Regions from separate parts of the Homo sapiens genome. Here region 1 is linked to region 2. Evidence: chromatin loops called from intact Hi-C (ENCODE). Cell type or tissue: PC-9. All regions are shown on one strand. Each heading gives the region's core, and the rest is flanking DNA. Links, peaks and the distances in the headings are about the cores only.

Evidence for each region. Peaks named below come from ENCODE experiments on the same cell type or tissue, not always from the same donor. Only the 100,000 strongest peaks of a DNase experiment are listed, where the experiment ranks them.
Region 1: it touches region 2 in a loop (9-fold over the local background); 2 of 110 quality-filtered maps call a loop at or near these places.

Annotation. Positions count from the first base shown.
Region 1 is chr6:4,349,406-4,364,198 of GRCh38, forward strand. No RefSeq gene overlaps it. Among named protein-coding and RNA genes, the nearest start is that of LINC02533, 130 kb to the right of the region's middle. RefSeq lists enhancers at 8,894-9,645, 8,923-10,122, 8,943-10,291. In PC-9, for the core only: no CTCF peak of the experiment used is centred there; DNase peaks (open chromatin) are centred at 8,396 and 9,426; H3K4me3 peaks cover 750 bases; H3K27ac peaks cover 2,500 bases.
Region 2 is chr6:4,726,094-4,740,886 of GRCh38, forward strand. It overlaps a transcript of CDYL not described here. Among named protein-coding and RNA genes, the nearest start is that of CDYL-AS1, 42 kb to the right of the region's middle. RefSeq lists enhancers at 1-41, 5,923-6,813, 6,814-7,703 and a silencer at 8,884-9,082. In PC-9, for the core only: no CTCF peak of the experiment used is centred there; DNase peaks (open chromatin) are centred at 7,068, 8,088 and 8,368; H3K4me3 peaks cover 563 bases; H3K27ac peaks cover 1,965 bases.

The sequences.
Region 1 (14,793 bases), core at 7,891-10,390, 370 kb before region 2:
AAACCCTCTACGTTCTTGGAGGGAGGAGGCCCAGGCGTCAGCCCCCGTGTTGGTATTGAATTCAATGTTCCCATGTGATGAGTCCATTGAGAGGAGAAAGTTAATTTAACTCGACCGGACTGTACGTCAATGCCATTAGGAAAACCACACTGCAAGAGTGAATGAGGCATCACGCCAACCCCGGGGAGTTGTCCAGACAAGGAGATAAAGCTTATGCATGGGGAAGATACAAGATATACAATAGTAGGTGCCATAAGTAAGGCTCAGAGGGCTGTGGGGGCTTAGAGCAAAGGCAGAGGACAAGGGGAAGGATTTAAGGAGGAGGCGGTTTTTGCCTTGAGAACTCCATAGCATTCAATGGCCAGAGAGACAGGTTATGAATAACCTTGAACACCAGACTATGGAATTTGACTCTATCTAACAGTGTAAGAGAAGGGATGCCAAATGCACTGTTGATGCGCCACAACTATCCTATCCCTGTACCTAACCACCTCCTACACAAAGCCAAGAAACACCAGTGATCCATTGTGGCCCTTCTTCGTGGCCTGACTATGGCCTCAGAATCCAGATGTTCCTCAGTATATAAAAGCAAAAGGACCAAGTATCTTGCAGTAGCCACAGAGGTGCCTGCCTGCAAGCAAACCTTTTGCAGAGATCACAGCTGATTGAAACCTCCGGGAAGCTGCACCTCTGGATCCATCAGGGTGTTCGCACCTGGCCGCACTTCTGCCAGCTGCCTCCGGCCAACACTGAGCCTGGCAGTGGTGCTAGAAGTGGGCCATTCTTGCCCTCTGGGTGATTCCCTTTATGGGCAGCTTTGGCTCAAGGACTTGCCATCTGTCTGCCTAGGACTCGCTCAGGACTGCCATGAGATCTGGGGCTCTTCCTGTCCAATGCTCCTTCCCTCTCAGCTTCTCCTGCTCCCACCTCCTTAGGCTTCACAGGTGGCTATCCCCTAGAATCTCTTGCACTTTGAATTTTATTTCAGTATCTGCTTCTTGGAGGACACATGCCCATTACCAATTAATTGTGTCACATTTAAGTCTAAAACTTTTGCTGTTCCTCTTCTTGAAAATGGGAAACCATGGACATTTGGGAGGCAGGGGGTGAAATGCTTAGTCTGTCCCTCAGCAGTGTGAGCAAAACGCATTTGACTAGAGTCAGGGAGGCAAATTAGGGTTACTGCTGTAATTCAGGCTGTGCACACCTGGACAAGGGTGGTGGCAGCGGGACTGGAAAAGAGGAGTGGCCACAAGTGACATAGCCACATCTGCCTCATCTGACTGCCATCTCTCCAATCAGCATGGAAAAAAATGATAAACAATGGGTTTTTTTAAGGAAAGAACACTGACGTAGAGGTCAGGAAGCCTGGGCTCAGCTCCAGCACTAACCAGCCGTGCACCCCAGGAAATGACAGCAGCTCTCTGAACTCAGCTTCCAACACCTGGAAATGGACAGGGAGGGGTGGGATGAGGTGATCTGGCAATTCACTAGTGTTCTCACATGCAGCCCTCCCCTTTTAACGTAACACAACATTTGCCATTTTAGTCATTTTTAGGGGTACAGTTTAGTGGCATTAGGAAAATTACACTGTAAGAGTGAATGAGGCATCACCCAACCCTCAGGAGCTGTCCAGAGAAGGAGGTGGAGTTTGTGCATGGGGAAGATACAAGACATACAATAGTAAGTGGTATTGGATGCCACAGTATCCACTAGATGGATGTTATGCACCCATCACCAACATCCATCTTCAGGACTTTTTCATCTCCCCAAACGAAAACTCTGTCCGCATGAAACACCAACTCCCCATTTCCCCTCCTTCCCCAGCAGCTCCTGGCCCTTCTCATGCTACTTTCCGTTGTTATGATTTTGACTACTCTAGTACTGCATGTACGTGGAATCACACAGTATCTGTCCTTTTGTGTCTGGCTGATTTCACTGAGCATAATGTTCCTCCATGTTGCAGTGTGTCAGAATTTCCTTCCTTTTCAAGGCTCAATAATATTTCATTGTGTAGATGACCACATTCTGTTTATCCATTCATCACTAAGAGACACTTGGATTTCTTCCACCATTTGGCTGTTGGGAATAATGCTGCCATTAACACGGGGGTGTAAATATCTCTTCCAGATCCCGTGTTTGATTCTTTGGGGTGTATACCCAGAAGTGGGATTGTTGGGTCACACGGTAGCTTGCTGTTGTCTAAGCAGCGCTTTCCCAAACTTCCCAACAGAGCAGCCACACAGCCACTGTAAATGAGTGCAGGAACTAGTAACCGTCCAGTAGTGGCCAACATATCACGCTCTATTTTACGAATTCACCCAGATTCAGCATTCTGCATCACATCATATCCTTGTTTGTTTATAAAAGTGTTGCTTTATACTACATTCCAGTGTAAGGAACACTTTGCTCTGCAGAGTCCAAAAAGCCCTGCTTCTCCTGTGGCTTCCCCGGGCTGGGCTGTGATGGCAGTGCCCAGCTGGACGAGCACCCAGAACAGGGTTGCAGTTAAGATCCCGTCCAGCTCTGACACTCTCTGACTTAAAGCAACACCCCTCCCAGTGGCTTCTTCATTTTCAACAAAAGTGAAGTGAGCTCAGGACTCTTGCTGCCGAGCCAGGAGGCGTGAGTCACTAGCCATGGGAATTTCAGGCATCTGCGTGTGTGCGATGGCGGCTGGAAATGGAGAGGGAGCATTTCTAGAGCTGAAATGTCGCAGAGGCACAGCCCCCAGTGGGTCTGGCACAAAAGCAGCGTTATATCGAGAGGCCTGGCAGCGCTGCCTGGGCTTGTTTCCCAGCTCTTGCAGCTCTCGGGGGGTTCTAGAAGATCGTCCAGACTATGACTCATTCCTGTGTTACTGTAATAGAGAAAGAAGTAGGTGGCAGTGTGACATGGATTTCACGGAGAATTAGTGAGAAATCTGTGTCCACTCAAGCACATTTTATGTTGTCTGAATGTGAGGATTCTCCTTTGGGCTGTTTATGGGCAGGGTGGGAGAGAGATCGCAGAGGTGCAGTCATGGGCTTCCAGAGGCTTTTTACAATTCTGTAGTGGCCATGCTGGGAAGACGCCCTGAGAAGACACTGCGACTGTCCATGTGACAGCTGCGGGAGTGAAAGCCATTGGAAATTCCTCCAAACCCATTGAGCCAAGGCTGCCACTGCCATGTCCCATCCAGGTGAGGCTTTGGCCAGAGCTGGCTATGGACTGGTTTGCATTTCCCTGCTTTTGATTTCCCTGACAGTCTACGGTGGAAATGCCCATGGGGAGTGAGGAGATGGAAGAGAACACAAAGGCAGACAGGAAAGGCTGAGAAGGTTCTCCCATTGGACACATAGTCCTCAGATGCATGAACTGTCCCTTGAGAGAGAGGAGTGGGACTGTAGGTCTAAATTCACATCACTGTAAATTCCATTTGTATCTTCACGGGATGTGACGAGGACCATAATGTCAACGCTCTTGAGACGTCTGCCCACAGGTGCCCTCGTGCTGAAGCTTTCCCTCCCAGCTCCCATTTCAGGAATGAAGTGTTTCTTCCCCTAGCTGCAGCAGATGTCACCAGTGGACAGTCTTCAGTGGACAGCTCTCTTCTGGAAATACCCTAGCTGAAGGGAGCCAGTCTAAGCTGCACAGCTCTTCCTGATGCAGACTATACACCAGCCATGATGCCGAAGTCAACTTGCAAGTGGAGAGAGAAGGAATTCAGACCAGAAATGGACTAGGGTTCACAGCTGAAAAATACCAGTAGTGGCCATGAGGTAGGTTGTGTGAGCCACAGACCTGAGAGACACCGTGGGCAGCAGCAGGAGAGGCGGTGGTGACAGAGGCCAGCACCCCAGGCCCCTGGTCTGCAAACACCTCCAGTGAAGCCAGGGCAGAGTGGTGACCAGGCGCCATCCTCCTCCACTGTCATGACAGCAGGTGAGACCTGGAATGTGTGTGCAACCCCACAGGGAGCCAGGATCAGGAACACTTGAATTCATTAAAGTAAAGTAACCCCAAACTGACAGAGAAGCCTTGAACTGAAAGAGAAATTACTTAATTGCCTGAGAAATAGCTAAATTTATTTTTGCACACCTGAGGCTTGTGAACAATCTGAACTTCATACCTGCTCCACAGTGTTTGCAGTTTAATCACTTCTTTCCTGCTTTTCATTACAACGGCAGGGGGAACAGAATAGGGTGCCAGGACAAGGCCCACAGACACAGCTCAGTAAGCTCTCCAGCTCTCCAACAAAATCCTACCTGCGAGGGTGTGGCAGCCATGGAAATGCCTTGCTCAAATCTCTCTGCAAGAGAAGCTTCTGTGGAGAACACTGCTGACTACAGCCTCCAGCTGCTAAGCCTTGGATCCATCATGGCGGCCAAGCCAGGTCCCACCTCCCCAGGCTACCCAGAGAGGGTGCCAAAGCCAGGACTCTGGAGGATTCCTCTTCCTGGCAGCTTTGGCCCAGGGACTCCCAGTGGCCCAACTGGGACTCTCAGGGCTTCTGTGACATCTGAGGCTCCTCCTGACCATCCTTCTTCCCTCTCTGCCCTCACAGGGGTCAGACCCGCACTTCAGTCTGAGGGTCCTCCCTGCCTTCCTATGCTCCCTCCCCTTTGTCACCAAATGTCTCCTCCAATAAACCTCTGGCATGTCTACTCTAGTCCTAGCATCTGCTTTTCAGAGCACCTAAACTGACAAGGGAGAAGGAAGATGTTCCCTGGAAAGCACTCAGCATAAAAAAAACAAGAGATGGCCTGAGGATCTTGACTCGGGAATAGGCTTTGCTAGAGAGAGGCAGGGATCAGAGCGTAGTATGCCATCTTGTGTTTGAAGCCAGCGTTGGCCCAGCTCCCTGGACTCCTGTTTGGGTTCTGAAGTCAGAGGATGTGACAAAAACGTTCATCAAACTTTGCGACATGCTAGGGGGTGCCTCTCCACCAGAGTGTAACCCAAAGCGGGGGCATTCTCTCCAATATGGACACGAGTCCAGCTTGGAATCCCTAAGATCTCCCGGTTGATCTCCCAGTGTTCCTGGTGGGGGCTCCCTCCCAGGCCTGCAGCAGCCTTGGCAGGCAGAGCAGCTACCTGCAGGAGGGACCTGTGTGGAACAGCACTGGAGTGGCACCTGTGACATCAGAACCAACTGACTGCTTGCTTGTTTGGTGGTTGCTGTTTTATTTTCTCTAATGACACCCCTCCAGCTTCAAAATACCATGGTTTTATTCCACGTAGGTCTTGCCTCCCTGACCAGACTGTAAGCTCCCTATGTCAGGGATTATATTTTCTGTGTTTTCATCCATTTCTAGGGACATCATAGAAATCCAGGATATACTGGTTGGCCATTGGTAGTTACATAATTGTCCAAATTTTATTTTTTATTTTTATTTATTTTTTTGAGATGGAGTCTCACTCTGTCACCCAGGCTAGAGTGCAGTGGCATGATCTTGCTCATTGCAACCTCCACTGAGTTCAAGCGATTCTCCTGCCTCAGCCTCCCAAGTAGCTGGGTGAACGTCACCACATCCCACTCATTTTTGTATTTTTAGTAGAGACGGTGTTTCACCATGTTGGTCAGGCTGGTCTTGAGCTCCTGACCTTAAGTGATTTGCCCACCTCAGCCTCACAGAGTGCTGGGATTACAGGTATGAGTCACTGTGCCCAGCCTCAAAATTTATTTTAGACCTTCAACTCTTTGTATAGTTTCATGTGCAAGGGCACTATATCAATACTGTTTGAGGATGGTTATTTTCCAATTGCTATTCCTCTTGATATGAAAGCTATGATGAGCAAGAAATTCAGAGATATAAAAAGAAATTGTTTTTTCAAAAGATGAATTTATCAACTCACGATAACATACCAGGCATAGTGATGGGCTTTGCAGGGGGAATGATGACACAAAGATGAGCAGGACACAACCCCTGTCGTGCACTCATGTGGCCTGATGGGAGGGACAGGCATGAATCAATAGGTCTTATACAATAGGATAAGAGCTACAGAGTCTGGGGACCCGGGGGTTCTGACGGCACAGGAAAGAGGGTGACTAACTTTATCTTGAAATCCTCAGGAACGCTCTGGAGAGGATTAGTAATTGAACTGGCTCTTGCAGGCTGAGTAGGTGTTTGCCAGTTGACAACAGAATGTAGGGGGAGGATGTCCAAGAAGAGGAGAGGAGGGCTTTACAAGTGCAGAAAGGCCAGGAAATCACAGTCTTCCCAGAATGTGTGGAAAGTGAGAGGCTTAGGGGCATGGCCAGCCATGGGCAGTGAAGCAGCTTAGCCCTAGGTTTTCAAGGCCTTTAAACACCACCCTTGGGAACCCAAACTTTGCCCTTGAGTTTGTTACTGTGGAGCCGTGTAACGTTCTGGAGGGTAGTCATATTTTATATTTCAGTTATGGAAACTTTACTGCTTTATTAAATAGAAAAACATCAATTGTTGGTTTTTTGCATACCTTACCAGTGTTCACTCAAAGACATGTTTCCTTATTTATTTATTGCTGTTGCATTTTTTTAAACTTTTATTTTAGATTCAAAGGTACATGTGCAGTTTTATTATATAGGTAAACTGTGTGTCAAAGGGGCTTGGTGTACACGTTATTTTGTCACCCAGGTAATAAGCATAGTACCTGATAGGTAGTTTTTCAATCCTCTCCCTCCTCCAACAACAGATATGGCCCCCTGTCTGTTGTTTCCTACTTTGTGTCCACTTGTACTCAACATTTAGCTTCCATTTTTAAGTGAGAACATGTGGTATTTGGCTTTCTGCTCTTGTGTTAGTTTGCTTAGGATAATGGCCTCCAGCTCCATCCATGTTGCTGCAAAGGACATGATGTCATTCTTTTTTATGGCTGCATAGTATTCCATTGTGTGTGTGTGTGTGTGTGTGTGTGTGTGTGTGTGTGTGTGTATCACATTTTTTAAATCCAGTCTACCATTGATGGGCATTTATGTTCATTCCATGTCTTTGCTTTTGTGAATAGTGCTTCGATGAACATACTTGTGCATGTGTCTTTATGGTAGAAAGATTTATATTCCTTTGGGTATATATCCAGTAATGGGATGACTGGGTTGAATGGTAATTCTATTTTAAGTTATTTGAGGAATCGCCACACTGCTTTTCACAATGGTTGAATTAATTTACACTCCCACCAGCAGTGTATAAGCATCCCCTTTTCTCCACAACCTCGCTAGCATCTATTATTTTTTTACTTTTTAATAATACAATTTCTGACTGGTGTGAGATGGTATCTCATTGTGGTTGCAGTTTGCATTTCTCTAATGCTTAGTGATGTTGAGCATTTTTCATGTTTGTTGGCTGCAAATATGTCTTCTTTTGAAAAGTGTCTGTTCATATGCTTTGCCCACTTTTTAATGGGGTGTGTTTTCTGCTTATAAATTTGTTTAAATTCCTGATAGATTCTGGATATTAGACCTTTGTCAGATGCAAGTTTGCAAATATTTTCCCTCCATTAAAGACGTTAAGTTTATAGAGATGGCCAATCACCCTCTGACTTTCAACTTAGAGATGAGATCATTAGTTTGTTCCTCTTAAAAACATGTTAAATGGAAAAAGGGATATTTTTTTTTCCCAGAAAGAAAGAGGTCATTTTTCTTTTTTCAAGTTTATGGAGAGCACTGTATTTAAACTGTCTTCTGAGTTTCCTGGCCGCATATCTAGGGAATAAGAGCAGTTTCCCAAGGATAGAAACGAAACAGTACTTCCTTTGTTCTACTTCTACTTGATGGGGGACACCCAGGAACTTCAGATGCTTTCAGTGGAGCTGGCAAGTCCCCATGGGGAGCCTGTTACGTGCCCGGCAGCCCTGTCTTCATCCACTGTTGTGCTCAGTTCCTGTTGGGAATCACTCTGTGGTGTGTCAGGTACTGCCAACACCAAAGTGCTGGGCTCAGCTATGGAGGCACCTGTAAACATCAGCATGCTGGCCACCACCCCCACCTCAGGATGCCCCCAACTCTGGGAGCATTACAGGTCTGTAATCAGCACCATAGAGTGTTAGAAACGGGTCTGGCTAGGGACATAAAAGAGGATTGCCAGACTAGGGACAGTTGTGACCAGAAGCAATAAACCTCCAGTGCCAGCAATTAGTTCATGGTTTTCTTCCACCCCACTTGCTGCATGGGAGCAAATGTGAGAAAGGCAGATGGCAGGGTTGGAGGTCAACTGGGCGAGCACAGCTGGACCAGGGAGGGAGGGAAGTTGCAGTGTTGTGTTGAAAGGGCCAAAGAACCCAGATGCGGAAGGAAGGAAGGAAGGAATGATGGAAGGAAGGAAGAAAGGAAGGGAGGGAGGGAGGAAGGAAAGCCAGGAGTGTTGTGTCAGAATGAAAGCATCTGTGAGGAGTGAGCCTGGAGTTGAAGAACTGGTTTAGTGAGAAGGAGGGCGTGGGAGAGGTGGAGAGGCCCTTGGGGTGAGAGATTTTATTTGTCATGGTTTAGATGCCCCAGATCAGAGAGGTGAATTTCACATATGAAGTATTGAGGTTTTAAGATGAAAAGTCAGCACATCAATACATACTTTGTATCTCCTTAGAATGTAATGTGGCACATATACACCATGGAATACTATGCAGCCATAAAAAATGATGAGTTCATATCCTTTGTAGGGACATGGATGAAATTGGAAATCATCATTCTCAGTAAACTATCGCAAGGACAAAAAACCAAACACCGCATGTTCTCACTCATGGGTGGGAATTGAACCATGAGAACACATGGACACAGGAAGGGGAACATCACACTCTGGGGCCTGTTGTGGGGTGGGGGGAGGGGGGAGGGATAGCATTAGGAGATATACCTAATGCTAAATGACGAGTTAATGGGTGCAGCACACCAACATGGCACATGTATACATAGGTAACTAACCTGCACATTGTGCACATGTACCCTAAAACTTAAAGTATAATAATAATAAAAAAGAATATTTACTTTTTTGAGGTGTGCTCCAAAAACCACCCCCAGCATCTTAGGCTCTGGCTGACTGCTGCTCACCTGTGACCATCTCTAAGTCTGAATCCACATGGCTACACCGTCATGTTATCTGCAGTGCTGTTACTAAAAATGAGATCCTTTTCCTCATGTCCAAATCAGGGCTTCATCTGGATGGGGTCCCAGCTCTGGCACAGGCCAATGGCAGGAGAGTTCAGGGATGGGCACACCTGGCCGGCTGAGGGGAGCCTACAGCCAGGCTGGCCTCCCCAGCCTCTTCAAGTGCAGGGCCTGGCGAAGGCCTGCCCTCTTGGCACCTGTCCTGTTGGTCCTGGGACAGAGCCCACAGCTTGGGATAGTCCTGTGGGAGGGGGAGGTTGAGTCACTTTGCATCACATTCATGTCTCTGCAAATGCTGAGTCACCCTGGATGCAGAGCGAGAGGATGCTGTGGCTGCCTGCCGGGAACGTCTGAACTGGGCAGCCCTTTGCCATTGGCAGGAATGAGTGGGCGTGACGCATTCTCTCCAGTTCTGTGCCTTAGTCACCAAGGTCACTAGATTATGTGTGTCATGCGAGGGAGGCGCATAAAGGGCTGGGAAAGGTGGCAGGCTGCGGTGGGGGAGAGAGAAGGGCAGGAGCAGGCTTGTGTTTCAGATCTCAGCTTTCCTTAGCAAAGGGAGCTTCAGCTTTTCCACGCCCTCTCTGTGTATTCTTTAATTTTCCGGTCTCCCCTTAAGATGACTTTGCAGTTAATCAGGCTTGAATCTTCACGGTCTCTTGTTGCTACAGGATGAAGTTTCAGTTCTTAGCCTGGCATTTAAGGGTCTACAATTTGGTGGCCCAGCCATCATGTCCTGGGAACAGCTCTGGCCCTGGAGAGGAAGCCTCTCGAGGCTGTCACAGTTTGGTTCTTCTTTCCCAGGACAATCCTCCACTGCTCTCCTGGCCAGCTGCCTCCTCCAGCCAGCCGGCCCTCTCCCTCCCTGCTCTTCCCAAGTCCCAGGCTCAAAGTGCGGCTCACATCCCTCCTTTCCCTGAGCCTTCCCAGACAGCCAGCCCCACAGTGGCCTCCTTCCATTCTCAAAGCCTTTGGTGGCACTTCATGGCAGAGCCAGGGTAGAAAACAGGGACGATGAGACTTACAAATCTGAGCTCAAATTCCAGATCCTTCTCTGACTTGCAGTGTGATCTTGTGCAAGACACAAAACCTCCTGGCCCTTAGATTTCTTCTTCTGCTACAAATGATCAGAGGTTCATGAGGGAAATGGAACTTAGTGTCTGAGTGCTGGGCACAAGGTAAGGACTCAATCAGTGCTGGCCCCGCCTCTTTTGCTCTCACCGCCTCTTACTTTTTTATGACTTCTTTAGCATCCATTATATCCATGTATGTTTATATTTAAAGTTATTTTATTATGTGTGTGTATACTGATTCCCTAATTGAATTGATTGTGTGTTTTCATTCATTTTTTGAAAGAATTTTTGTGGAGAGTCTATTATGTTCCACAGCTTGTGCCAGACACTAGGGAGTCAAAGGGGGAAAGATGCTGTTCCCAACAGAAAGTCTGGTCTTATACTTCTTTGTAAAGTCACCATAAATATTCTTTAGTGACAGGTAGAGTGAAAATAAACAAAATATTTTCCACATAGTGATAAGTATAATAGATGCCAAATAAATATTTGTTGAGTTTTAGCTTTGGAGTTTTAGATGAAAAGTGTGAAATGCCTTCATGATATTTTATTTCAGAGCTTAACATATTTCAGTTGTGACCAAATTGAAAAGTCCGAACCTTCAAAACTGAAATGCTAGGAAATGATTGCTCATGATCTAGAAGGATTTGTCAAGGGCTTTCTTTAAAAGCCTTCAGCCTCGCGGGGCTCCGTGTGTGTACACACGCATGTGCGTGTGTTCTGAGGGCTACCAAGAGAAGCAAGGGTTGCAGGGAAGGCTCTAACAACGCCCTTGAAGGGAAAAGTCAATCAGAAACAAATTGACTACAGCTGTGAGATTCTAATGTATGTCAATGAAGAGATAAGATTCAATCTACAAATATTTGAATTACATGCAAAATGTAAGTCACAAATCTCGCACCTAAAGTCAGGGTTACCTTCCAATACTCCAGCCTTGTTGTACAAGTCGGGGCTTACACCATCGCAGGGCAGAACTGCTCCCATAATGAGTATAGGAAATATTCAGCCCACCATTTCTGAATAAATATCAGTGCATAGCACATTTCTAGTCTTTAAAATGTCTAACTGCTTTCTGCATGAGTTCCCATAGTCAAAACAACACCCTTCTTCCCTCCTTCCTCCTCAGGTCTCACATTTGTGACTGCTCCCTCAACAGAGTCCCAGGCTTTCTTTTCTGTGTAGATTCTTGCAGAGCTTTCTTGAAATGGAGCCGCCTCATCAATAGGCCACCCTGCACTGCCAGCTCTGTTAAGTAACCAAGTCTCTGTTGGGCGGAATTTGTGGGTCTGGATTTGTGACTATATTCCAGGTGTCTCCTAGTGGCTCTCAACAATCTTTGGTCCATATTTATGGCCCCTTGTTTCTTACCTGCATCTGCAGGACAGGCCGTCTTCTGAGGAGCTGTCCAAGCTTCCTGAACTTGCCTTGAGGGGCCCTGCAGTCAAGATAATACTCCCTGCAACCCTAGGTTCCATTGTTCCACCAGATGCTCTATGCCACTTGCAGCCATCATCACTAGCAATAACCACGGTGATGGAACTTTACATTTCTGCAGGAGTTTACAGCCTGCAAAGGGCTTTCACATACATCGCCTCAGTGTAGGTGACTGACCATGGTGCTGCCCTGCCCAACAGCCTTCAGTGGTGGCTGGAATTCCAGTCTCCTTCCCGGGGTGTTCATGGCCCCCATCTCCTCGCTGTGCAGGCCAGCTCTCACCTCTTTGCCGCCTCCCCATCCCACCTCCCACTGCAAGCTCCCGGAACTTCAAACTGCCTGTGGCTCTCAACACACACATCTCCCTCCTCTCACCCTCCGTATCTCGGCTTTGCCTGTCCTTCAGCCTATGTGGCTTCCCTATCTGCTCTGCTCTTTCTTCCACCCCCAACCCCCCTGCCATGCTCCTCCCCAGCTGTGCCAGGCCCCCTTCTCAGGGCTCGTAATGTCCTGTGCATATCTCTCTGATGGCCTCTGTGGGTGTGTGGCTTTCTTATTGGGATAGAATATACCAAACATAAAATTTGCCATTGTAACCATTTTTAAGTGTACAGTTCAGTGGCATTAAGCATGTTCACATTGTTGTGCGACCACCACCACCCATCTCCAGACATTTTTCATCTTCCCAAACTGAAGCTCTCTACCCATTTGTATCAGTTTGCTTGGGCTTCCATGGCAAAGTACCAGACTGCGTGGCTTAAACAACGGACATTTATTTTCTTACAGTCTGGAGGCTGGAAGTGCAAGATCCAGGCGTTGGCAGGGTTGGCGTCTGGTGAGACCTCTCCTCCTGGCTGTGGCTGGCCAGCTTCTCCCCGTGTCCTCACATGGCCTTTCTTCTGTGTGCTTATTGAGAGAGGGGGCTCTGGCATCTCTTCCTTTTCTTACAGAGACACCAGTCCCATTGGACTGGGGCTTGGCCTTCATTTAACTCTAATTACCTCCCTAAGGCCCAGTCTTCAAATACAGGCACACTGGGGATTAGGGTTTCAACATATGCATTTCGGGGGGCACAGTTCAGTCTCTAACATCATTGAGGAGTAACTCCCACTCTCTCCCCCAGGCCCTGGCAACCACCATTTCACTTTCTGTTTCTATGAATTTCACTCCTGTAGGTAGCTTGTATAGGTAGAATCACACAGTGTTTGTCCTTTTGTGACTGGCTTATTTCACTCAGCATCATGTCCTCAAGATTCATCTGTGTTGTAGCATGCGTCGGAATTTCCCTCCTGTTTAAGGCTGAGTGATATTCCGCTGTCTGCACACACCACATTTTGTTGATCCACACATTCACCAATGAAACCACTGTGTTAGAGAGGTGTTTGTGTCTGTCTCTACTCTGAGGTCGGACCCTTTGTCTAATACTTCTCTGTATCTCACGCACCAAACACCGTGCCTGGCATGTCATTCTCTTGATAAATGTTGAAGGAACAAATGAGTCAATTATTTAACATGCTGACCATCATGACAGCCCTGAGTTAGGCAAGCTTCCCATTCCTACTTCCATTTCTCAGATGAGGAACTCAGACTTGGAAACGTAAAGGGACTTTCCATTTTATCAATTGCCTTTCTCATCCTGCTGGTAATTATGTGAAGCAGAAATCTTCCTGCTGTCTTTGGCCCCCAGACATCATGCCCTATGTTAGACATCAATCATATAGCTTGATTTCTATAAAGGCAACTGGACTTCCTGGGAAAGAGCTAGTACAGCTCTTACAATGATGCAGAAGTAAAGCCAGGACGTTCTGGGACTGTAGTGAGGAAACCATCAGAGCCCAGAATCCATGATGGTGAAAGATCCTCACAGTGGTCCTCAACCAAGGGCGATTCAGCCCCCCAGGGGACATTTGGCAATGTCTGCAGACGTTTTTGGTTGTCATGACTTGGGGTTAGGTGGTCCTGGCATTGACTGGGTGGAGGTCGGGCATGCAGCTGAACACCATACACTGCACAGGACGGCACCCAGAACAAAGACTGGTGTTGCCCAAACGTCAATGATGCAGAGGTTGAGAAACCTGGTCCGAAAAGAGTCAGGAATTAAGTGGCCCCAGCAAGGGGAGTGGCAAACAGAGGAGAACGTGGGGCCTCCTTAGGGGAACCAGTGTGCAGACTTCTGCAAGACCAAGCTGCACTGACCGATGGAGATACTGAATGACTTGCTAACAGCTTTGGCCTAATGATTTTGTGCATCCTGGAGCCCTGGGGCTTTTTGGAGGCAAATGTTAATGTAATGCTTCAGTTCTGCCTCCAACTTCTATGATACTTACGTGTTGGATTCATAGCTGAAATATAAAAATGACATATATAGACTATGCCAAGCATAGATCTGTGTATGCAAAATAACACCAACTGAAAAAAAGCAGAATGTAAAATGCCATGTGTATGGCATTTTACATGCCACTAGTACATCTGTGTCCGATATAAAAGAATGTACATAGACAAAGATCAGAAGAGTTTGAAATAACACAGTTTATATTCAGTTGTAATCTTTGTTAGTTACATTTTAACTTTTAAGGTGTTTTATATAAACATCCACTTGAAGTTTCAAAAATCAGGAGTCTAGCCCTTCTTTCAGAGCCGTACGTACGGTTTGTTGAGATTTTCTACTCAGCCAAGCAAGGAACTGAGTGCTTTTTGGACATTGTTACATTACACCCTAAATTACCCAATGAGATAGGCACTGCTGTGCCTGTTTTACAGATGAAAAGCCTGAAGCTTTGTGATTAAGTAATTGACCAAGGTCACAAAGCCAGCAAGTGCTGGGGCCGAATGTTCACCAACTGCTCTGTGCCTGCTCCAGAGTGCATGGGACATGCTGTGTGACCAGATTTGGTGATCTCACACCATGGCCAATTTCATCAAAAAGCTACATGGATTTCCCAATCTGAATCACTAAATAACTAATTCCCGGCATTAGTCAGGGCTCTCCAGAGAAACAGAGCCGATAGGATATGTGTGTGCATTTGTGTGTGCACGCGTGTGTATGAGATTTGCTATGGGAATTTGCTCGTGCAATTATGGAGGTCAAGAAGTTCCACATCTACCATCTGCAAGCAGAAAGTCAGGGCTGTAATTCAGTTTGAGTCCAAAAGCCTGAGAACCAGGAGTGCTAATGTCTGAGGGCAGGAGACGATGAATGTCCCAGCTCAAGCAGAGAGAATGAATTCACCCTTC
Region 2 (14,793 bases), core at 6,013-8,512:
TTAATCCAAGATTTAGAGGTTAAAATTCTAATAAATGGGCCCGGCACGGTGGCTCATGTCTGTAATCCCAGCACTTTGGCGTACACAGGCAGATAACTTGAATTCAGGAGTTCAAGACCAGCCTGGGCAACATTTGTCTCTACAAGAAATACAAAAAAATTAGGCCGGCGTGGCGGCTCTCGCGCATAATCCCAGCACTTTGGGAGGCCGAGGTGGGCGGATCACAAGGTCAGGAGTTCCAGACCAGCCTGACCAACATGGTGAAACCCTGTCTGTACTAAAAATACAAAAATTAGCCAGGCGTGGTACGCACCTGTAATCCCAGCTACTCAGGAGGCTGAGGCAGGAGAATTGCTTGAACCTGGGAGGCAGACGTTGCAGTAAGCCAAGATCGCACCATTGCACTCCAGCCTAGGGGACAGGGCGAGACTCTGTCTCAAAAAAAAAAAAAAAAAAAATTAGCTGGATATGCTGGCACACACCTGTGGTCCCACCTATTTGGGAGGCTGAGGCGAGAGGATTGCTTGAGCCCACAGTGGTTGCAGTGAGCTGAGATGGCATCACTGCCTTCTAGTCCAGCCTGGGTGAGAGAGTGAGACCTGTCTCAAAAAAAAAAAAAAGTCGAATAAATGTATCATAAAATTAGATTTCATTCTGTTAGCATTAAACTGCAGAAATTCCTCACACAATGATATCATCATGGCAGCTAATGTCTCATGAAAAGACAAGTCTCCATGTGAAGGGTGCTTATGATTTTTGGAAAACAAGTTAGTCTGAGACTCCATTCTTCTCTTTGTAAAATGTGGGAAATAATGGGTGACTCATTGATTGTTGTAAGGATTAAATAATATAATTTCCAAAAATACCTAACACTAAGTAGGCTCTAAAATTAGTCTCCCCACCCTCAAACTCTCTACCTTACCCTAAGTGCATATATACATTTAAATACATAGTTTTAGTCACTTTGTTTAACAATGTTACATTTTAGTAATTTAAAAAATATATTTTCCCCAAAACCAGAAACTCCAAATGTATCTCCACTTCCCTGACACAAAGTAGCTATCTGCCAACACAAGGAATGGGGTGAAAGGAATAGGACATTCCATTGAACCAGGAGTTTCCAGAGAAGTGTGGGTTTCTTCCTTTCAACCTCTTTGATGTAATCTAAATCAATAAGTAATGACAGTTTGTCCAAAAGTGTCATACATTCAGGTGAGGAAGAAGGGTAGGAAGCTCATGGATGTATGCAGAGGAACTTAAGAACTCCTCTCAAACACTGTAAAACAGGTTTTCTGTCCATACATAGGGTGGATTTGCAACACAGCCTTCCACAGGCTCAAGCCCATCTGTTGTAAGGAGCATGAGTTAGGACAGAACAAGGAGGAAAACTACCAAGTCATCTCTCTTCACACAAGTCCAGCCAAGTATTGATTGTTTATTCAAAGCTTTCTTTTCTCCCTCCCTCTCTCTGTTCAGTCACTATCCCCTGCCTCCCACCCACCCCCTCCCTCCACCAAATGAAATTAAATTTCTCAACTACCTCTATTTGATGCTGTGTTTAGCATAAGCCCTGAGTAGATATGGATTCTGTTTCTTGAATTTTCCCTGACAAACCGCTTCCAGCTGCCCTTTGGGGTGGGATGCCACCGTGATAAAATACAGTGTCATGTTTGCTGAGGATTTCAGCTGCCACCTGGGGGCTCATGCACTCAATGAGTGCTCTTTAGCAAGGCTGGTGGTGACATGGTGACAAACGGTATGTTGACTTTTTTCTTTCTGTGGTTTAGGACTGGTTGGTTTCAGTCTTGCTGGCTCTTTCTCCTGGGTTACCAACATTTTCCACATTTAGAGCCTGTGACTGCCTCTCCTCCAGGATTATTGCAGCAAGCTCCTTGCTGTCGACAGAAGCCATTTGTTGGTTAGAGGGTTTACAACTGAGACGACCTACAAGTGCCCATTTGATAGTTAACCCATGCTTCAGAATTTGCTTATTTTTTTTCCTTTTTAAGGACTCTTTCTTCAACTAAACAGTTTCTCTTCAGAGTGTTATCACTCCGCTCCCATGAAATGACTGGGACTGTTACTTCTTTTATCTCTGGTCACACCCAGCAAAATTAAGCTTGCTTGTGGATGATTAGCCGTAGGCTGATCCACATCTGAGCCAATTGACTGGCTGCTTAGGAGGACTTTGCCTCGGGCTCACCCCTGAAGCCACCACCCCTGAGGCCACTGCCTGTGCCAGGGCATTCCCAAGCCTCTATCCCCAGTGTGGGCTTCCCTGCTGCATGTGGCTCTTCAGCCTCAGGTTCCTCCTCTTCACTCCCCCATCCTTGCATGGGCTTCCTCTTCCGTCCCGCTTGCTTCTAGAACATTTCCAATTATTGCTTCCAGGTCCTGAACACTAGTGGCTGAACTGAAAAATGGAAAAGATGATGAAAGCCAGGCACTGAGAAATCAGTTAATTAAACTCTTCAGAGGTCCCCAGAAAGGACAGATTCCCCTGCACACCTGATGAGGAATCTTGGACTCTTGCTTATTAAAGGGAAAGGAAGTCCATTTTACTGGACACTTGTCGAGGAATTCCAGCAAGCCCCTGGACAGAGGGCTTCAGTGACCAGGGTAGCTTTCTGCTTTTGGTTGTAAAGAGATCAGAAAGTGTCATCCTTCAAAGCGATGTCATGGGCTCAGAGCCCTTTCTGTGCACTTTGCCATATTGTGCCCACTCCGGTTCTCAAGGTCAGTTGGCCATCTGAAGTGGAACAATGACTTCTCTACAATCCAGCTTTAACTATTTGCACAGTTCCATGCCATTCCACTAATTTAGTACATACCAGGGTGTACCCAGGCTTCAGGCTGGTCTGGGTTCTACTTCCCAAGCCCAGTCCCAGCACATGCCTTCCCAAAGATCTTTCCTCCCAGGTCCCAGTCTCCCTCTTAGGATCAAACCAATTCAACTTAACCCTTATTTAATGTCTTCTCTCTGCCTACTCAGCCCAGTGTGGTAGTCAGGCACAGAAACTCATCAATTACAGCACAGAGTCAGCAGGTCAACAACAGAGTGGGATAAAATTCCCTCTTCTCCAAACACACAAACCCAGCTCTGTAGCATCTTTTTTCCACCCCTGAAATTCCCCCAAACAGACTATCCCTTGTGCTGGCATCCGGCAAGGTCCTAAAGAGGCCCTACAGCCTGTTTTTGCTCAGGCTGTTTTCAAGCCTTTTTCCGATCTATTTTCTCTGAAACTTTGCGTGCATATACACACACCAGAATCAACAAGTCGACTGAGCATGCAAAAGCCACATCCACATTTCTAGACCTTGATACCTTCTCAGACCTCTGGCAAATCTAAAGCCCAGACCAACTGGGATTACTCCCAGGTTATACATTGCTTTAGAGAAGAGAATATTTGTCACACCTAGGCATGGATCCGAGAAGTCCTCACATGCTCACATGCAGAAGGCCCATTCCTTAAGTAATTAGAAATCCATCATCTAAAAAAAACAATGACCAAATCACATTTTGATTAGGATTAAAAGGTGGAGGCTGGGCATGGTGGCTCATGTCTGTAATCCCAGCACTTTGGGAGGCCAAGGCGGGTGGATCACTTGAGGTCAGGAGTTTGAGACCTGCCTGGGCAACAGGGTGAAATCCTGTCTCTACAAAAAATACAAAAATTAGCTGTGCATGGTGGTGCATGTATGTGGTCCCAGCTACTCAGGAGGCTGAGGTGGGAGAATCACTTGGGCCTGGGAAGTGGAGGTTGCAGTGAGCCACGATCACGCTACTACACTCCAGCCTGGGCCATAAAGTGAGACTGTGTCTCAAAAAAAAAGGTAGAGACAATAGTACAGGTACCTTGAAACATCCAAAAACCCAAAAGCTTTTCTATTCTGAAAGGATCAGACAATTTTCTTATAAGAAATATATTTTTTCTGATGAGGCTTTGCTGGAGATATTACCAGAACAAGTGTCTCCAACCACTGGTAGTCTGGAAAATGATAAAGGTGGGTTCTGGGTGGCACAGTGAAACCAGCCTGAGATTACAAACCTTTGCTGGGGGTAAACTACAGAAGCAACCATGGAGACTTAATTCTGTGTTTTTCTGAGATTCTATAATTAGGTAATGTCATTTACATGCTTCCAAGTGAGGGAAGGAAATTCTTTGGAGGCAAAGCGTAACGGTTCCAGTACTGGCACCAAATGTCTTCCTGCTCAGCAAGTCCATTTTAAAGTCTTGTTCATGAGCTAAGCTGAGTTCTCCTACAGAAGCAGAGTGAAGAGTCAAGGAAATGTGAAGACTGGCCAGGCACGGTGGCTCATGCCTGTGATCCCAGCACTTTGGGAGGCTGAGGCGAGCAGATCACAAGGTCAGGAGTTCAAGACCAGCCTGACCAACATGGTGAAACCCCGTCTCTACTAAAAATACAAAATTAGCCTGGCGTGCTGGTGCATGCCTATAATCCCAGCTACTCAGGAGGCTGAGGCAGAAGAATCGCTTGAACCCAGGAGGCGGAGGTTGCAGTGAGCCGAGATTGCGCCATTGTACTCCAGCCTGGGCAACAAGAGCGAAATTCCATCTCAAAAAAAAAAAAAAAAAAAAAAAAAAGAACATACCTCTTTCAGCATCCCCTTGCAGGGTCCTCCCTATCTCTGTGATTCCAATAGTATTCTCTGAAACAACACAGAAGAGTTGGCCTCCCTCCCTCGCCTGACATAGCTCTTTACACAGTTGCAATTCCATGCCTCACTCACCACCCCGTTCTGGTGACTTTCCTCTGCACACATTCCGCCTTGCTCTCCCTCTTAGTTTTTAACACCTATTTAGCAAATATCCTGGAAAAATATTTCCAAAAAAAGTTAAAAGTGGTTGTTTGGAATGATGAGATTACCGGTCCACTGTTGTTTGCTGCTTCTTTGCATGTTTTCAACGTCTGGGCCTGGAACAAGTGCAGGTATTCCTTTGCTCATTCCGTAACGATGCTCAGCATTGAGTGTGCTATCCTGACTAGTGCGAATACTCCATTGCTTGACTTCTCCTGTGTCCGGAACGTTACACTTCTGGTAATACATTGTACGATTGTATTTGTCTTTTTCAAGACCACTTAACACCTTCAGCTTATATAAATCTCGTAGCTAACTGAAGCCTCCAGGTTTTTTCACATGAAGTGTTCACATAAATCATGGATCTCCCAACCTATTTTCATCTTTATGAGTAGTTAAGACATAAATCCTTCTTACAGTATTAAAGGGTGCTAGTGTATTAAACTACCTAAATAGCCAGCATGCCTTTTAAAGGGGCTATCATGATCTAATTCAAATGGTAAGAATTCCAGGGTCTATGTCAGGTGCCCCTGGCTCCCTCTGTGTCTCATCCCCTTCCATTATGGATCCAAAAAACATGTCTTGAAATGTTGCCTCCTGGCCGGGCATGGTGGCTCATGCCTGTAATCCCAGCATTTTGGGAGGCTGAGGTAGGCAGATCACTTGAGGTCAGGAGTTCGAGACCAGCGCCTGGCCAACATAGTGAAACCCCATCTCTATTAAAAATACAATAATTAGCCAGATGCGGTGGCATGCACCTGTAATCCCAGCTACTCAGGAGACTGAGGCAGGAGAATCACTTGAACCCCAGAGGCAGAGGTTGCAGTGAGCCGAGATGCAGGTTGCAGTGAGCCAACATCGCACCACTGCACTCCAGCCTGAGTGACAGAGAAAGACTCTGTCTCAAAAAAAAAAAAGAAATCATTGCCTCCTGCAAAAATTAATATGCAAGAAAATTCAAGGGACTAGTAATCTGTGGAAGGAGGGGGAAGATGGTAATGTTTTATTTCTTTTCGGTGTCAATTACATGAGGTCATTTTATTTTATAATATATTCTCTTGTATGTGTGAAATACAAATTTTAAATATGTGATAATTTAAAAGTAATATGTAGAGTTGATTTAAAATAGGAAAAAATGACTGGGCATGGTGGTCCATCCCTGTAATCCCAGCACTCTGGGAGGCTGAGACAGGAGGATCACTTGAGCCAAGGAGTTTGGGACTGGCCTGGGCAACATAGCAAGATCCTGTCTCTACAAAAAGTACAAAAATTAGCTAAGCATGATGGTGCATGCTTGTAGTTCCAGCTACTCAGGAGGCTGAGGCGGGAGGATTGCTTGAGCCCCAGAGATTGCAAATGTAGTGAGCTCTGATTGTGCCACCGCACCCCAGCCTGGGCAACAGAGCCAGACCCTGTCTCTAAATTAATTAATTAATTTAATTTAATGGGAAGAAATGTCTGGGCACTGCGGCTTATGCCTGTAATCCCAGCACATTGGGAGGCAGAGGCTGGAGGATCACTTGAGGCAAGAAATTCAAGACCAGCCTGAGCAACATAGCAAGACCCCATCTCTACAAAAACATTAAAAAATAAAAAATTCACTGGGCATAGTGGTGAATGCCTGCAGTCATAGCTACTCAGGAGGCTGAGGTGGGAGGCTTGCTGGAGCCTGGGAGGTTGAGGCAGCAAATGAGCTCTGGTTGCACCACTGCACTGCAGCCTGGGCAACAGAGAGAGATCCTGTTTTTTAAAAAAAAAGAGGGGGGGATTGGGGGGGAATTCTCAGTATCCCTTCAATTTTGAGGGGAAAAAAGGTAATAAGAAAAAACAAGGAGAAAGCAATAGATAAGCAAATGAAAGGGAGGAAAACAGATTCAAGTTTGAAAAGGAAAATGAAAGAAAAGATAGCGGCCTGGAAGACAGGCAGAGATAGGAGGATTAGATGGAGTATTTGGCTGAACAGGGACAACAGAGGTGGTGAGGAGTCCCTGCGGCGCTGCAGAGTGGGAGAGAGCGGAACAGTGAAAGCTACTTCGGATCCTCCAAGAAACGTCAGCAAATCCATCCTATTCCTCAGCATTCTGCTTCAGCCACCTAAGGCAGTCAGCCTCCCACTGCCGTTCAGCCTGTGTGGCCCAGAGCCAGGAAGCACGTTCCCTCGCAGCTCTGGGTACAGATTCCCTATACACATGAGTGTCTCCCTCCCGGTGACTCAGCTGCTGTGCTTTCCTCTCCTTCCCCAGGGCCTGAGCAGTAGCCTGCCTGATGATGATCAAGCAGAGCCCTGCAAGTTTCAAGAGGAATGTCAGTGACTCTTCACTGAAACCCCCCAGGTAGGCATGCAGTGACAATCCAGGGCTTTCCTGGACACATTGCAATCCTAACCTCAGGGTAAAAGCCATGTCCCTGTTCCGCCACAGCATGGCAAAATCAATTCCAGTTGGATTAAAAAGTTACATGTTTTTAAAAAAATGAAACCGTAAAAATGTATGTGACTCAGATAAAGTAAAAAAAAAAAAAAGAAAAAAGTGAGTGGTTATGTGTTTTTAAAAAGACAGAGATCAAATGGATAAATATTACACAAGACTAGTCTAAATTGTTTGGTGTACACCATGAAATACTTTTTTCAACCTCTGGCTCCAAATCTCCAAACTTTTGTCCCCTTCCTTACTCCTTGTGCTGAACAGACAGCCTTTTAGTCACTCAGTTTTAAGAGAAACTTCATTCTGGTCATTAAGACTCCATCTCAGGTATGAAAATTTCAGTAAGTGAAGGCAAAGATTAATTTTATATTCGTTTAAAGGCTTTTCCCGTCCACCTAAGGCCAGGCTTGCAGTCCCTGTTCTGGAAGGTGGGCTGTTTGCTCTTTCTGCATTTTACTCCTCTTCTCCTCTCTCTCTGCAGTTTCTTTTTCTTTTTCTTTTCTTTTCTTCTTCTTTTTTTTTTTTTTTCTTGAGACAGAGTCTCACTCTGTTACCCAGGTTGGAGTGCAATGGCACAATCTCGTGTCACTGCAACCTCTGCTTCCTGGGTTCAAGCTATTCTCCTGCCTCAGCCACCCAAGTAGCTAGGATTACAGGTGATGGCTAATTTTTGTATTTTTTAGTAGAGATGGGGTTTCACCATGTTGGCCAGGCTGGTCTCGAATTCCTGGCCTCAGGTGATCCATCCGTCTCAGCCTCCCAAAGTGCTGGGATTACAGGCATGAGCCACCACGCCCAGCCCTCTCTCTGCTGTTTCCCCTCTGGCGTTGTCGGGAAGGGAGGGGAAAGGACTAGGGGAAAGGTGCCTTTATGTAAGTCATGCAGCTGTCCTGACAGTCAAACTCTCTCTCTGGGAGGGTCCCCTTGTGTGGGCTCAAGAGACCTTTGAGGGTCTCTCCAGGGCACTGTTGTCTGATGCATACTGGGTCATCTCAGAGTCCCACTCCTAGGCTCCTGCCAGCTCTCCCCATCACAGCCTGGGGCACATGATGCAGGGGGCTCCCCACCAGACAGCCAGCCACCTTGGGCGGGTCACCAGCCAGATGGCCTGAGTCACTGTCTGCTGCATTCACTTGGCCCACAGCACATCCTTCCACTCCACATTCCAGATGGGGAGAGTGTAGCTGCTCTCTCTGTCTGCTTTCTCTTCATCCCGCTGGGACGGGCTGCTGCAGCAAGACTTTTGCATTCAGAATTCTCTAGATGAAAAGGAGAGACCAGTTTCTATGTTCAGTTAGACTCCTAATTCAGGAAGGGGAGGGCACAGGGATGGGAAGTTGGGGGATGGGGATGGAGGGAAGATGGGGATGGGGAAGAGGATGGGTCCACCTCTCTCAGAAACTTTCTCATTATTCTGTGCTAGTGTCAGCACCAGATGGGCCTTCAGACCCCAGCATCTCCGTGAGCAGTGAGCAAAGCGGGGCACAGCAGCCTCCCGCTTTACAGGTAGGTCTTGGTTTCTCCCAGTGGCAAGCTTGGAGTCCATCTGGCAAGGAAGAGCCCATAGGGGAATCGCCCCACACCACACTCTCCCTTTACATCTGTCCTGTGCTTGGGTCCCTTTGGTGGTCTGGTGAAGCTGTGGACTCCTTAGAATGATGTTTTTGGCCGGGCACAGTGGCTCATGCCTGTAATCCCAGCACTTTGGGAGGCCGAGGCAGGCGGATCAGCTGAGGTCGGGAGTTCAAGACCAGCCTGACCAACATGGAGAAACCCCGTCTCTACTAAAAATACAAAATTTGCTGGGCGTGGTGGCGCATGCCTGTAATCCCAGCTACTTAGGAGGCTGAGGCAGGAGAATCGCTTGAACCCGGGAGATGGAGGTTGCGGTGAGCTGAGATTCATTACATCGTTGCACTCTAGCCTGGGTAACAACAGCGAAACTCTGTCTCAAAAAAAAGAAAAAAAAAAGGACGTTTTTAAGTTTATAAAATAAAATATACAGGACTACAAAGGTTATCAATTACATTGAAATGCAGTTATCACAATCATTTGAAAATGTGTACTCTAGTAATAATGCTTCTTTTTAAAAAAAATCACTTTATTAGGATATAATTGACATACAAAAAGCTGTACCTATTCAGGCCAGGCTCAGTGGCTCATGGCTGTAATCCTAGCCCTTTGGGAGGCCTAGGTGGGTGGATCGCTTGAGGAAAGGAGTTCGAGACCAGCCTGGCCAACATGGTGAAACCCCATCTCTACTAAAAATACAAAAAAATTAGCCAAGCTTGGTGGTGCACACCTGTAATCCCAACTACTCAGGAGGCTGAGGTGGGAGAATCACTTGAACCCAGGAGGTGGAGGTTGCGGCGAGCTGAGATCGCTCCACTGCACTCTAGCACGGGCAACAAGAGCGAAACTCCATCTCAAAAAAAAAAATAGTTGTACATATTTAATGTATACGTGCACCCCCATGAAACTATCACCACAATTTATGTTATAAACATATCCATCATCTCCAAAAGGTTCCCCCGCCCTCTGTATTTATGTGCATGTGTGCACGTGATGGGGGGGGGTGGGATGAGAGCACCTAACAGTTAAGATCTACCCTCTTGGTAAATGCTCAAGTATGCAAGTTCTGTTAACTATAGACAGCATGCTCTCCAGTAGCTCTTTAGAACTTGTATAAGGGAAATGTTGTACCCTTTGACCAAGCCCTCCTGTTTCCCACTCCCCCAGCCCCTGTCAACCATCATTCTGCTCTTTGCTTCTATGTGTTTGACTATTTTATATTTCTCAAGTGAAATGATGTAGTGCTTGTCCTTCTGTGTCTGGCTTCTTTCACTTAGATGATGCTTTATTAAAACATAGTATAACAAGGTCTAACAGTGATTTCTAACTAGTGATGAGTATAAAGGTATTTTGCTATATCTGCAATAGCTGTATGTTATATGAAAACACGTGTGCTTTCTACTAGAGACTAAGTTACAGTTGTTGCTGGTACTACTATAGTTTGTTGCGTACATTCATAATTGGGGGAAATGCAACATTTCAGCTAGAGGATAGTGAAAATAAGGATGGAATATTTTTCCCATTGATGTTTGCAACCTGCCAAGGACAGACAAAGAACCCTTGCACTAGACTGACTACTGCCTGCTCCAGGGAATCCTCCCACAGCCTTCCTGGCCTCTGCTTATATAGGTCAGGAGGGTGCAGGGGACATGGCTGCAGGGCTGGTTTGGTGGCCTCTTGGTGAGGTTTGCAGAATCACCTGGCAACTTCCCTAGGAGTGGAGAGACATGAAAGCCAATGCTACTCAGCTTTTTTTTTTTTCTGCTACGCACTTTATTAGCAACTTAGCTTTTTTTTTCCCTCATAACCCATAGACTTAGCAGGAGGAGCATAGACATTAAGAGTAAGTGCACATGAAACATTGAAAAGGAGTAAACATGAATCCTCTCTTTGCAAAAGACAGTCTCAGAAATTTCTCATCTGCTAATTCACTTAATTCAACAAATTACATCTATCATGTTTCAAGTGCTTTGTTTATCGATATAGTGGTAAACAGAATACACTGATGGGACAAGCAACTCTGAGATGACAGAACGAGTTCCCTAAATAGTCTGTTACTGTGACTCCTGTTTATGCTTGATATTCACAAAATATTCTGGAATTGATACCCGAGAAACTGCTAACAGTGATTACCTCTGGGGAGTAGAGATGGAAATTGAGAGGAAAAGAAGGGAATGTCTTTTCATGTTAAACTCCTTTGTACTGTCTTTAAAAATAATAATAAACATCTTTTTATATGATGAAAAACAAGTTGTAAAGACAACTTTAAAAGTTTTCCTAAAGGAAACCATATGTGACTTTAACTGATTTGAGACAGTAGAAGCTTTCTAAGTATAAAAGTAATAGAAGGAACGATGGGGGAAATTGATAGATTTCACTACACACACAAAAAAAGATGCAAAACACGTCACAGACCAAAAATAACAAACTTAAGAAATATTTGCAACAAAAATTAAAAGGGGCCAGGCGCAGTGGCTCACGCCTGTAATCCCAGCACTTTGGGAGGCTGAGGCGGGTGAATCACCTGAGGTCAGGAGTTTGAGACCAGCCTGGCCAACATGGTGAAACCCCGTGTCTACTAAAAATACAAAATCAGCATGGTGGCACATGCCTGTAATCCCAGCTACTCAGGAGGCTGAGGCAGGAGAATCCCTTGAAACTGGGAGGTGGAGGTTGCAGTGAGCCGTGATCATGTTGCAAAACTCCGTCTCAAAAAAAAAAAAAAATAGCCTCAGCCTCCCAAGTAGGGGGGACTACAGGCATGCACCACCACGCCTGGCTAATTTTTGTATTTTTAGTAGAGACAGGGTTTCACCATGTTGGCCAGGATGGTCTCGATCTCTTGACCTCATGATCCACCCACTTTGGCCTCCCAGAGTGCTGGGATTACAGGTGTGAGCCATCGCACCAGCTGGAAATGGTTTCTTAAATAAGACCCAAAACGGACAAATGTTTAAAAACGTAAATTGAATTACATGAAAGTTAAAAACTTCAACACAATAACAGACATCTTAGAAAAAATGTAAAAAGTCAAAAGCCTAAAAGAAAGTGTTTGCAACACGAAAAACAAAGCATTAATATACAAAACATGCTAAAATTATTTTAAATAAACTTTAAAGAAAATACAATAGAAAAAAATGAGTAAATGATACATGCAGTAATTCACAGAAGAAACTGCTATAGTCAAAAAATACAGGCTGGGCTCTATGGCTCCCAGCACTTTGGGAGGCCAAGGCAAATGGATCACTTGAGGCCAGGAGTTGGAGACCAGCCTGGCCAACATGGTGAAACCCCATCTCTACTAAAAGTACAATAAATGAGCCAGGCATGGTGGTGCACACCTGTAATCCCAACTACTAGGGAGGCTGAGGCACAAGAATCATTTGAACCTGGGAGGCAGAGGTTGCAGTGAGCCAAGATTATACACCATTGCACCTCAGCGTGGGTGACCAAGTGAGACTCTGTCTCAGAAAAGTAGTAATAAGTAAAAATAAAACAAATGCAGGAAAAGTTGTACAACTTTACCACAAACATGTAAATGCAAATAAATCCACATTTCACTCCCACAAATCATTTCACTTTCCCATATGATTAGAAAAACTTTAAAATTTTGACAAAACCAAGTGTTAGAGAGGATCGTGGGAAACCAAAGATTCTCATGCACTATTAGTGGGAATGCAAATTTATTCAATCACTTTGGAGAAAAAGTTGGCATTATCCAGCAAAGTGAAAAATGAGTACAACCTCTGACCCAATTCTGCTTCTGAAGAAACACTTGTACATGTGTGCAAAGAGACAAATAAAGATGTTTACTGCAGTGTTGCTCTATAGTAGAGATTAGTTGGAACTAGCTCAAACGTCTGTGTGTAGAAGAATGGATAAATAAACTACAATGGAACAATATGTGCAGTATAAACAAAGGAACCAGATTTATACGTAGCGACATCAAGGAATTATTAAAAACAATGTGGCCGGGCGCAGCGGCTCACGCCTGTAATCCCAGCACTTTGGGAGGCCGAGGCAGGCAGATCACCTGAGGTTGGGAGTTCAAGCCCAGCCTGACCAACATGGAGAAACCCCATCTCTACTAAAAACACAAAATTAGCCGGGCGTGGTGGCACATGCCTGTAATCCCAGCTACTTGGGAGGCTGAGGCTGGAGAATCGCTTCAACCTGGGAGGCGGAGGTTGCAGTGAGCCAAGATCACGCCATTGCACTCCAGCCTGGGCAACAAGAGCAAAACTCTGTCTCAAACATAAATAAATAAATAATTAAATAATAAAAATAAAATAAAATAAAATAAAATAAAATAAAAACAATGTTGAGGCCAGGCACAGTGGCTCACTCCTGTAATCCTAGCACTTTGGGAGGCTGAGGTGGGTGAATGACCTGAGGTCAGGAGTTCAAGACCAGCCTGGCTAACATGGCAAAACCCTGTTTCTACTAAAAATGCAAAAAATTAGCTGGGCATGGTGGCAGGCACCTGTAATCCCAGCTACTCAGGAGGCTGAGGCAGAAGAATCACTTGAATCTGGGAGGCAGAGGTTGCAGTGAGCCGAGATCTCGCCATTTGCACTCCAGCCTGGGTGACAAGAGTAAAACTCTGACTCAAAAAAAAAAAAAAAAGTTGAGTAAAAAAAAAATGCCACGGATAGTTTTATACAGTATAATACCACTTATTTAAATATTCTTAAATACCAAAGCAACATTAAATATTTACAGATGTATTTCTACCTAGTAAAAGCATAAAAAGGTGATTGAGGCCGGGCGTGGTGGCTCACACCTGTAATCCCAGAACTTTGGGAGGTGAGGCAGGCAGATCACCTGAGGTCAGGAGTTCGAGAACAGCCTGATCAACGTGGAGAAACCCCGTCTCTACTAAAAAATACAAAATTAGCTGGGCATGGTGGCGCATGCCTGTATTCCCAGCTACTCGGGAGGCTGAGACAGGAGAATCGCTAGAACCCAGGAGGCAGAGGTTGTGGTGAGCCAAGATCATGCCATTGCACTCCAGCCTGGGCAACAAGAGTGAAACTCTGTCTCAAAACAAAAAGAAAAAAAAAAGTAATTGATACACACTAAATTTCTGATGGAAAGGAAATGGGGAAGGAAAGAGGAGAAGTGTTATTGTACTTTCCTATACTTTAAAAAAATTTTCCCAAAAAAAGCAGTACATGTGAAATTACGAAGGAGAGTGTCTGACTTTTATTAGATACTTGCTAAATTATAGCTATCCTTGAAGTTATCTATCAAGAACAGGTGCTAAAATGTACTTGCTTCCTGTTTCCCAACTACACCAACTGGTGGCTTCTCCTCATCCCACGTGTGCTAACAGCAGGCTCTGTGTATCACAGAACAACACAGTGTGAGCCTTGAGCCTCATGTCAAGCCGGTGCTTCTCAACCTGGGGACAATTTTCACTGCCAGGGGACACTTGGCAATGTCTGGAGGCATTTTAGTCGTCACAGCTGGGGCAGAGGGCGTTGCTACTAGAATGGAGAGTGTCGAGGCCAGGGAACTGCTGAACATCCTGAGATTCTCAGGACAGCCCCCACCACAAAGAACCATCTGGTCCAAATGTCAATAGTGCCGAGGTTGAGAAACCCAATGTAAGCTCATAGAAATTAACATAAATAACCGTTGCATTGAATCTAATATACTAAATTTGACTACTTTTCTGATGAGTCCTTTTTATAAATTATCAGACAAGTGAAGCCACATCTTCTTTCTAATCTTTCTTTCTAATACTGGACACTGACTAGACCGGAGAGTGTGGGTGATAGAGCTGCTTCTGCCAAAACCATGGCCTCTAGTTTCTCTTCTCTGTATCCACAGCAGGCAGAATGGCATCTGTTGGAAAGGGCATATACTCTAAAATCTTTTTTTTTTTTTTTGAGATGGAGTCTTGCTCTGTCACCTAGGCTGGAGTGCAGTGGTGTGATCTCTGCTCACTGCAACCTCCGCCTCCTGGGTTTA